Linked DNA regions of Homo sapiens: region 1 is linked to region 2. Evidence: chromatin contacts called from ENCODE Hi-C or POLR2A ChIA-PET data. All regions are on one chromosome and are shown on one strand. The core of a region is the stretch at or near the end of the contact, and the rest is flanking DNA. Distances in the headings are between cores, read along the strand shown. Region 1 holds the start of SLC1A6 (solute carrier family 1 member 6). Region 2 has its middle 8.0 kb from the start of DNAJB1.

Region 1 (5,216 bases), core at 126-2,625, 470 kb after region 2:
TGCAAACTCTTCAGACATGCAACCACACACACACCCACACAAACCTTCAGAAATGCAGCTCCATGCATGCAGTCATACAATCCCTACACACACACACTTCCCACATTCATGTACACCCTCAGGCACACAACCACACACCTTCAGAAATGCAATTCCAGGCACACAGTTGTACAATTCTGCACACAGACACACTCACACATACACTTGCCACATTCATGTACACCCTCAGGCACGCAACCACCCACACCTTCAGAAATGCAATTCCAGGCATGCAGTCATACAATTCTGCACACACACATACACATTCATGTACACCCTCAGGCACACAACCACACACACCTTCGTGGCTCTGCACAACTACCCTTCATGAATTAAATCTTACAGAGGCAGTGACAGCCATACAATTCCTACCTACACACAGAAACACACACACACACACTCTTTAGGGCACAAAACACAAACTTCAGACTTTCAAAATCATCCTCACATTTAAACATTCAGCTCCACACACCTGTTCAGGACGGCGATCCCACTCACAAATTCAGTCTCTCTCTCTCTCTGTCACACACACACACACACACACACACACACACACACACACACACACACTAATGCCCAGACCCTCTGCAGCCTCAGCCACATCAGATACATCTGAAATTGGTGAAATAAGCCCTCTGACAGAGAAGGCAACCGAGCCCTATAAATGCACAAGGCATCGGGCTCGGTGCTGGAAACGTGCCTGTGTGCGGAGGCCACGGGTTGGGGAGGTGGGGAGACGGGCAGGGAGACCCGGGGATAACTAAGGGGATAGGAAACTCACCAGAACGACCAGGAGAAAAGCGGTGGCAACGGCTCTAAGGGGCAAGCAGGAGCTCAGAGACAAAGGGCGGCGGAGAAGTGGGGACGTGGGCGCAGGGAGCGCCCCACACGCCTGACCCCAGCGCCTCGGATCCCCCACCTGCCCGCAACCTCCGCGCCGCAGCCACACCGAGTCCCCGCGCCGAGCCGCGGAGTCCCCACTCACCGGCGTCCGGAGCGGCGGGGGCGGCCTGCCCGCGCCTCGGCCTGCGCGCTGCGCCCGGATGCAGGAGCCGGAGCCCGGCGAAGCGCCCGGCCGGGGCCGCGGGGACCCGCCAGGGACTGTGCAGCACCGGCGCGGGGACCGGACCGTGGAGGCACCGGCGCGGAGCCGGGACGCGCTATGCTGCGGGAGGGATCCGGGCCGGCCCTGCGCTCACGTGGGTGTGGGGGCACCGAGCGGCCGGGGGAGGGGGCGGGATCCCCTCCGCGATGCCCTCCGCCTCCCCCGCGCCCAGCCCAGGCTCCGCAGCCGTGTGGGAGAAGGGGGACAGCGTGCTTGCGAAGGGAGGGGGACTGGGGGTGGGCGGGGGTGAGTGGCCTCTCCGGCATCCAGCCCCCGCCCCCTGCTCGGAGCCGCGCCTCCGCGCCCCCGCCCCCTAAACCGCCTCCGGAGCCCTCGGAGGCCCCAGCATCCCTGGCGGAGCGCGGGGAACAGGCCCTGGCACCGCGGGACCCGCTCCAGCAGCCTCGGCGGAGGCCTGGGGAAGGCGCGGCTCTAGTGTCCCAGTAACAACAGCCAGGGAGAGGGCTCCGCTGCCCCCTTCTCCTTGCGGGTGCACCTTCCGGCCTTGGCCACTTGGCTGCTGTGTGCCCTTGGGCCAACTCCTCTCCCTCTCTGAGCCTGGCTTCCTCCGCTAAACAAGGAAGATGGCTTGGCCGACCCCACAGAAAATTAAAGCTGAGAAAATTAAAGCGCGTGAGGCTGGAAATGCTCCGTGCCAGCGCGAAGCACTGGGCAAATGGGAGATGGATAATGTCGTTCCTATTGTAATTAATATTATTCTTTGCTGTCTTTAGAGCACACCAGGCAAGGTGCACTCGACTTTTCTTCTCGAAAGGCAATGACTTGGTTGCTTCCCACATCTTCTGCCTCTCCTGAGAGCTAATGCCATTTAAAGATCTGAGCATCAGGTCTGTCGTATGAATAAAAACTCAGTGCAGGCTGGGCACGGTGGCTCACGCCTGTAATCCCAGCACTTTGGGAGGCCGAGGCGGGAGGATCACTTGAACACAGGAGGCGGAGGTTGCAGTGAGCCGAGATCGCACCACTGCTCTCCAGCCTGGGTGACAGAGCGAGACTCCGTCAAAAAAAAAAAAAAAAAGTCAGTGCACGTTCAATGTTTTTTATTATTGTTGTTGTTGTTGATGAAGTGTTGATGGCGACCTCCTGAACTAGGCAGGCTCTTTTATTAATACTTATATTTAATCTACACACTCCTATAAAGTATATATCACTTCCTCTATTTTCAGGGCGGGGACAGGTGCTCAGAAAGGTTCAATAACTTGTCCAAGGTCACACAGCCAGGAAACAGATGCCCCAATTCTAATTCTTTGCATGCATCGCCCTGGCTCTGCTTCTTTGCAACAACTCCTAGATAGGTGATTCTCAAACTTAGCTGTATTTTAAAACTACCTGGAGAGGTTTTAAAAATTCTGAAGCCAGCCTGACATAGTGGCCCATGCATGTAATCCCAGCACATTGGGACGCCAAGGAGAGAGGATCACTTGAGCCCAGGAGTTCAAGATCAGCCTGGGCAACATAGCAAGACTCTGTCTCTATTTAAAAAAAAAAAATCAAAAAATTAGCTGGGCACACACCTGTAGTCCCAGTTACTCAGGAGGCTGAGGCAGGAGGGTCACTTGAGCTTAGGAATTTGAGGTTACAGTGAGCTATGATTGTGCCACTGCACTTCAGCCTGGACAACAGAGCAAGACCTTGTCTAAAAAAAAAAAAAGGAAAGAAAAGAAAAGATATCTGATGCCCAAGCCACACCCTATACCAAGCACATCAGCATACCTGGAAGTGGGACCCAGGCATCAGTATATTTGAATGCTCCCCAATGTATGGCTAAGGCTGAATCTCTGTCCTAGATGTCAGATTCCCCTGGACCACATTGGCAACCCCTCTCTGCAGCCTTCTCACTCCGCTGCTTCAGTCACTCACTGTGCTTAGACGATTCTGCATCCTTCTTGAACCTAGAGCTGCCCCTGAACTCCTGCCTCTTACGGTCATTCACTCCACAAATACTTACTGTGCACTTGGATGTGCTAGAGGCTGGAGACTCAGCAGCGAAGACAACAGAGCCCTCGGTCTGTCACGCAAAATAATAAGTAAATAAAATAGCAGTTGTTCCCTGGCAATTGGCCTTGCAAGCCCTTTACACCCGTAACAATCAGGGAGGATCCCAAAGAAACCATAACTCAAGCCTAAGCATGAGAAAAACATCAGACTAATTTCAATAGAGAGGCATCCGATAATCTACCTGCGCAGTCCTCTTCAAAACAGTCATTAAAAATTAAGGAACATGTGGAGCAGGGTTTGGTGGCAGGTGCCTGTAGTCCCAGATACTCAGGAGGCTGATGCAGGAGGACCGCTTGAGTCCAAGAGGTTGAATCTGGGACCGCTTGAGTCCAAGAGGTTGAGTTTGCAGTGAACTATGATTGTGCCACAGCACTCCAGCCTGGGCAACAGAGCGAGACCCTGTCTCTAAAAAAAAAAATAAAATTTAAAAATGAGAAAACAAGGAATGTCTGAGAAACTGTCACAGCCGAGAGGAGTCTAAGAAGATATGACAACAAAACGTAATGTGAGATCCTAGAAAAGAAAAAGGATATAAGGAAAAAATTAGGAAATCTGAATAGAGTATGGGCTTTCGCTAATAATAATGTATCCATATTGGCCGGGCATGGTGGCACACACCTGTAATCCCAGCCCTTTGGAAGGCCGAGGTGGGCAAATCACTAGAGGTCAGGAGTTCGAGACCAGCCTGGCCAACCTGGTGAAACCCCGTATCTACTAAAAATATAAAATTAGCCAGGCATGGTGGCGGGTGCCTGTAATCCCAGCTACTCGGGAGGCTGAGGCAAGAGAATTACTTGAACCCCGGAGGCAGAGTTTGCAGTGAGCCAAGGTCGTGCCACTGCACTCCAGCCTGGGCAACAGGGTAAGACTCTGTTTCAAAAAAAGTTATCTGTAACAATAACATTTTGTTAATAATGTATCAATATAATAATATATCAATATTACAATATGGTAATTATACAAATGTGCCATACTAATGAAATATATTAATAACAAGTGAAACTAAGTCAAGGGAGCATATGGGAGCTGTCTGTACTATCTTTTCATTTTTTATGTAAATCTAAAACTGTTCTCAGAAACTGTGTCTTAATTTAAAAAGATCCTGGGAGATCCCAAAGAGCTTTTCTTTATATAGGTTATAGCTATTGATCTTTACAGTATCAGAAATTAAAACTGAAAAAGTGTTTCAACATTTATTCATTTTAACATAACAAAAATAAACCTACTACATGTTAACATAAAATAGCATATTTTTACGAAAAATAACTGTATTTTCCAAAACAAGAACAAAAAAAGAAGAGTGACATTGTTTTACACTTTTTCAAATTGCTTTAATGGCTACCTTCATCAAAAGGAAACGGAATTTTTATACAGTTGATTTTCATTATTCACGGATTCTGTATTTGCAAAGTCACTCACTCACTAACATGTATTTGTGACCCCAAAATTAATACTTGCGGAGATTCTGACATTTTTCTGGGTCATTTGCAGAGAGATTAACATTTTGAGCTGCACGGCGTGAACATTTGTAGCTGAGGTGCAAAAGAACCATGCTCTGTTATCTTGTTTCAGCTCATACAGTGAACAAGCATCCTATTTGTGGCCTGTTTAGTGCCATACTTTTCTAACTTTCATGTTTTTTGTTGATTTCGCTGTTTAAAATGGTCCTGAGCACTTTGCTGAAGTGCTGTCTAGCGTTTCTAAGCTGAAGTGCTCAGTGTGTTTCTAAGCTCTAGAAGGTTGTGGGGTAGCTGGGTGTGGTGGCTCACACTTGCAATCCCAGCCGCGCTTTGGGAAGCCAAGACAGGAGGATTACTTGAGCCCAGGAGTTTGAGACCAGCCTGAGCAACATATTGAGACTCCCCCATCTCCACAAAAAATTTTAAAATGAGCCAGGTATGGGGGGCGTGCCTGTGGTCCCAGCTACTCAGGAGGCTGAGGCGGGAGGATCGCTTGAGCCTGGAAGGTTGATGCTGCAGTGACCTATGATCGTACCACTGCACTCCTGCCTGGGCGACAGAGCAAGATTTTAGCTCTAAAAAACAACAACAAC
Region 2 (4,691 bases), core at 1,438-3,937:
TTCCCCTTGGGCAAGTGTGATGTCAACAGACTATGAAAGTACTTTCAGCCAGGAGGGGTGGCTCACGCCTGTAATCCTAGCACTTTGTGAGGCTGAGGCGGGTGGATTGCCTGAGCTCAAGAGTTCGAGACCAGCCTGGGTAACATGGTGAAACCCTGTCTCTACTAAAATATAAAAAATTAGCTGGGCGTGGCAGCATGCACCTGTAATCCCAGCTACCCAGGAGGCTGAGGCAGGAGAATCGCTTGAACCTCGGGGGCAGAGGTTGCAGTGAGCCAAGATTGCGCCACTGCACTCCATCCTAGGTGACAGAGTGAGACTCCTTCTCAAAAAAAAAAAAAAAAAGAAAGAAAGTGCTCTCAGGTCTGTGGGAGAGAAGATGAGTGCATGCTCTTTAAGGCCTAGTTTTTTTGTTTTTTTTTTTTGAGACAGTGTCTTACTCTGTCGCCCAGGCTGGAGTGCAGTGGCGAGATTTCGACCTCAGGTGATCCACCCAGCTGAGCCTTCCAAAGTTCTAGGATTACAGGCGCAAGCCACCGTACCCAGCCAAGGCCTAGATTTTAATAGAGAATATAGATAGATGCTTCTTGTTTGTGTTGTGCCATTTTTAGGTGTTTTTTTTTTCTTTCTTTCTTTCTTTCTTTTTTTTTGACAGAGTGTTGCTCTGTCACCGAGGCTGGAGTGCAGTGGCACAATCTTGGCTCAGTGCAACCTCCACCTTCTAGGTCCAAGCGATTCTCCTGCTTCACCCTCCAGAGTAATTGGGATTACAGGCACCTGCCACCACGCCTGGCTAATTTTTGTATTTTTAGTAGAGACAGGGTTTCAACATGTTGTCCAGGCTGGTCTCGAACTGCTGACCTCAGGTGATCCACCCACCTCGGCCTCCCAAAGTGCTGGGATTACAGGCGTGAGCCACTGCGCCTGGCCCATTTTTAGTATTTAGTGGAAGTTTGGTGCATTGAGATTTCCTTTATTCTTTCCTTTTTTTTTTTTTTTGAGACAGAGTTTCACTCTGTCACCAAGGCTGGAGTGCAGTGGGGCAATCTCAGCTCACTGCAACCTCTGTCTCCTGGGTTCAAGCAATTCTCCTGCCTCAGCCACTGGAGTAGCTGGGGTTACAGGTGCCTGCCACCATGCCCAGCGAATTTTTGTAATTTTAGTAGAGACGGGGTTTCACTGTGCTGGCCAGGCTGGTCTGAAACTCCTGACCTCAGGTGAGCCATCCGCCTTGGCCTCCCAAAGTGCTGGGATTACAGGCATGAGCCACTGTGCCCGGCCCAGCTTGACTTTTAGATATAATGTTTCAGTTTTTAGTAGAGATGGGGTTTCACCACATTGGCCAGGCTGGTCTCGAACTCCTGACCTCAAATGATCCACCCATGGTGGTCTCCCATAGTGCTGGGATTACAGGCATGACCTGCTCCGCCTGGCCTGGGGCAGGTTTTCTGCCAAGTGCTTTAGATATATTTGCTAATGTTATTCACACTTGCTCTATTCCTGGCCTGGATAAAGCGCTTCTCAGGGATTAGCTGTCTGAGTTCTAGCTCCAGAAGAGTGAGAAAGGAGGGGCTGCGATGTTTGATTAGTCCTGTTATACATGGGAAGAAACTGAGGCTCTGAAAGGTTTTGTCATTTGTTTGAGGAAATGTGGTGAGCAGAACTTGGACTTGGCACCCCCCTACCCCAGAAGCTGGGTTCTTCATCGCTATGTTCTTTTGTTTCCTAAATGCACTAACTCACCCAGATGTCACAGCATCTCTATGAGAGCTGCACTTCTGTTTCCCGTTTCTTCTGTTTTTTTTTTTCGAGACAGAGTCTTGCTCTGTCACCCAGGCTGGTGTGCAGTGGTGGGATCTGGGCTTACTGCAGCCTCTACCTCCCAGTTTCAAGCGATTCTCCTGCCTCAGCCTCCTGAGTAGCTGGGATTACAGGCACCTGCCACCACGCCCAGCTTTGTATTTTTAGTAGAGACAGAGTTTCACCACGTTGGCCAGGCTGGTCTTGAACTCTTGACCTCAAGTGATCCATCCGCCTCGGCCTCCCAAAGAGCTGGGATTACAAGCATGAGCCACCACACCTGGCTAATGCTCAGCTAACGTTTTAGGAGGGTGGATCACCTGAGGTCAGGAGTTCGAGACCAGCCTGACCAACACGGTGAAACCCCATCTCTACTAAAAATACAAAAATTAGCTGGGTGTGGTGGCGGGTGCCTGTAATCCCAACTACTCGGAAGGCTGAGGCAGGATAATTGTTTGAACTTGGGAGGCGGAGGTTGCAGTGAGCTGAGATTGCATCATTGTACTCCAGCCTGGGTGACAGGGCAAGACTCCGTGTCAAAAAAAAAAAAAAAAAAAAGAAAGAAAAGAAAAGAAAAGAAAAGAAAAAAAACAAAAGCAAGCAATCAAACTGGGACTCAAATCCGGAAGCAAGAACGATGTGAGAGGAGTCAGGGGTCGCCAAACACTAATTTAGATCTTCACACCCAGCTGGGTGGACCTGCCAGAATAAAGGTGGGGAATAGCACAGGAATGAGGAAGCTCTTTATGTTCACAGCATCTTGTGTGAGAAAAAAAAAAAAAAAAAGCGGAGTGTACAGTATGTACTCCTTGTGTAAAAAAAGAAAAATGTATTCCCCGCAGCATCTCAGGAAAGGCGCAGGAGAGACGGGGAACATTCGTATCCAGTTCGGGGGTGTGGAATCGGATGGTAGGGTGGGAGGGAGGACTTTCACTCTCTGTATCCTTTCCAGTGTTGTATTGTGATTACACAGTCAAAAAATAAAACTGAAAATTTAGAAATTGTGTTTATGCTTATGTAAGCACAGACTCATCTCTTGGAGGAAGCACAAAAATGGTTTTTTTAAAAAAGGAAAAAAAGGCCGGGTGCAGTGACTCACGCCTGTCATCCCAGCACTTTGGGAGGCTGAGGTGGGCGGATCACTTGAGGTCAGGAGTTTGAGACTAGCCTGGGCCAACATGATGAAATCCTGTCTCCACTAAAAATACAAAAATTAGCCGGGCGTGGTGGTACGCGCCTGTAATCCCAGCTACTAGGGAAGCTGAGCCAGGAGGGTCGTTTGAGCCTGGGAGGCAGAGGTTGCAGTGAGCCGAGATTGCACCACTGCACTCCAGCCTTGGCGACAGACCGAGACTCTGTCTCAAAAATGAGAAAAGGAAAAAAAAAAAAAAAAATCTGTGATGCCAATGCCAGTGTCTATAGTGGTGCAGTAGGATGGGGAACTTCAGGGCCAGGGGAAGGATGGGAGGACTCGGCTTTTCACCATAGGCCAAATGGACCTATTGAGTGCTGTTCTATGATTATAAAAAAAAAACACTGCTGGTATTGTAATGCAGGTGGGTCAAAGAATGAGTCAGTTGCACACGTCCTGTCATGGAAGGAGCTCTGAGACCTGATCAGAGATGCAGCATGGAAAAGTGAAATAAATCCATTAAAGAAAGCCCAAGGCTGAGCCTATAATCCCAGAGCTTTGGGAGGCCAAGGTGGGAGAATCGCTTGGGGCCAGAGCAACATATCAAGATATCAAGATATCGGCCAGCGCAGGTTCACGCCTGTCATCCCAGCACTTTGGGAGGCCGAGGCAGGTGGATCACTTGAGGTCAGGAGTTCAAGACCAGCCTGGCCAACATGGTGAAACCCAGTCTCTACTAAAAATAAAAAATTAACCAGGCATGGTAGCACACGCCTGTAATCCCAGTTACTCGGGAGGCTGAGGCAGGAGAATCGCTTGAACCCAGGAGGCAGAGGTTGCAGTGAGCCGAGATTGCGCCACTGCACTCCAGCATGGGCAAAAGAGCAAGATTCCGTCTCAGGAAAAAAAATTAAAAAAAAAAAAAAAAAAAAAGGAAGGTAGAAGTGGCTCACGCCTGTAATCCCAGCACTTTGGGAGGCCAAAGCAGGCACATCACGAGGTCAAGAGATCAAGACCATCCCGACCAACATGATGAAACCCCATCTCTAGTAAAAATACAAAAATTAGCTGGGCGTGATGTCATGTGCCTGTAGTCCCAGCTACTCAGGAGGCTGAGACAGGAGAATCACTTGAACCCGGGAAGTGGAGGTTGTAGTGAGCCAAGATTGCACCACTGCACTCCAGCCTAGGCAACAGAGCAAGACTCCATCCCCCTCCCCGCAAAAAAGTTAACATATCAACAAATCATCTCTACAAAAATTAGACAAATTGGCTGGTTGTGGTGTGGAGTGCCTGTGGTCCTAGCTACTCAAGAGGTTGAGAGGCGGGAGGATTGCTTGAGCCCAGGAGTTTGAGGCTGCAGTGAGCTATGATCCTACCACTGCACTCCAGCCTGGACAACAGAGTGAAATCCTGTCTTCAAAAAAAGAAATTAAAAAAAAAATCCTGAGTGCGGTGGCTCACACCTGTAATCCCAGCACTTTGTGAGGCCGAGGGGGCGCCGATCACTTGAGGTCAGGAGTTTGAGGCCAGCCTGGCCAACATGGTGAAACCCCATCTCTATACTAAGAATACAAAAATTAGCCTGGCGTGGTGGCGCACGCCTGTAATCTCAGCTACTTGGAAGGCTGAGAATTGCTTGAACCTGGAAGGTGGAGATCGCAGTGAGCCGAGATTGCACCACCGCGCTCCAGCTTGGATAGAGCGAGACTCTGTCTGAAAAAAAAAAAAAAAAAAAACAAGCCCAAGACTTTGGGAA

The links. Hi-C counts contacts between places; a loop is a spot of excess contacts on that map. ChIA-PET counts read pairs that join two places held with the same protein, here RNA polymerase II (POLR2A).
Region 1: a map with no recorded cell type shows a loop between it and region 2 (16-fold over the local background). The contact joins the promoter of SLC1A6 here to the enhancer-like site in region 2. A Hi-C loop is called at or near these places in 1 of 37 single-sample maps with no recorded cell type. POLR2A ChIA-PET finds 5 or more read pairs at or near these places in 1 of 52 experiments (Panc1).

The regions. Positions count from the first base shown.
Region 1 is chr19:14,978,489-14,983,704 of GRCh38, forward strand. SLC1A6 (solute carrier family 1 member 6) reads right to left here and starts at 1,376. Exons shown (of 10, transcript NM_005071.3): 1 at 821-1,376.
Region 2 is chr19:14,508,099-14,512,789 of GRCh38, forward strand. No RefSeq gene overlaps it. Among named protein-coding and RNA genes, the nearest start is that of DNAJB1, 8.0 kb to the right of the region's middle. Within about 2 kb of position 2,688, at least 14 of the 41 ENCODE cell types and tissues checked have a DNase peak (open chromatin) inside an H3K27ac peak, as active enhancers do.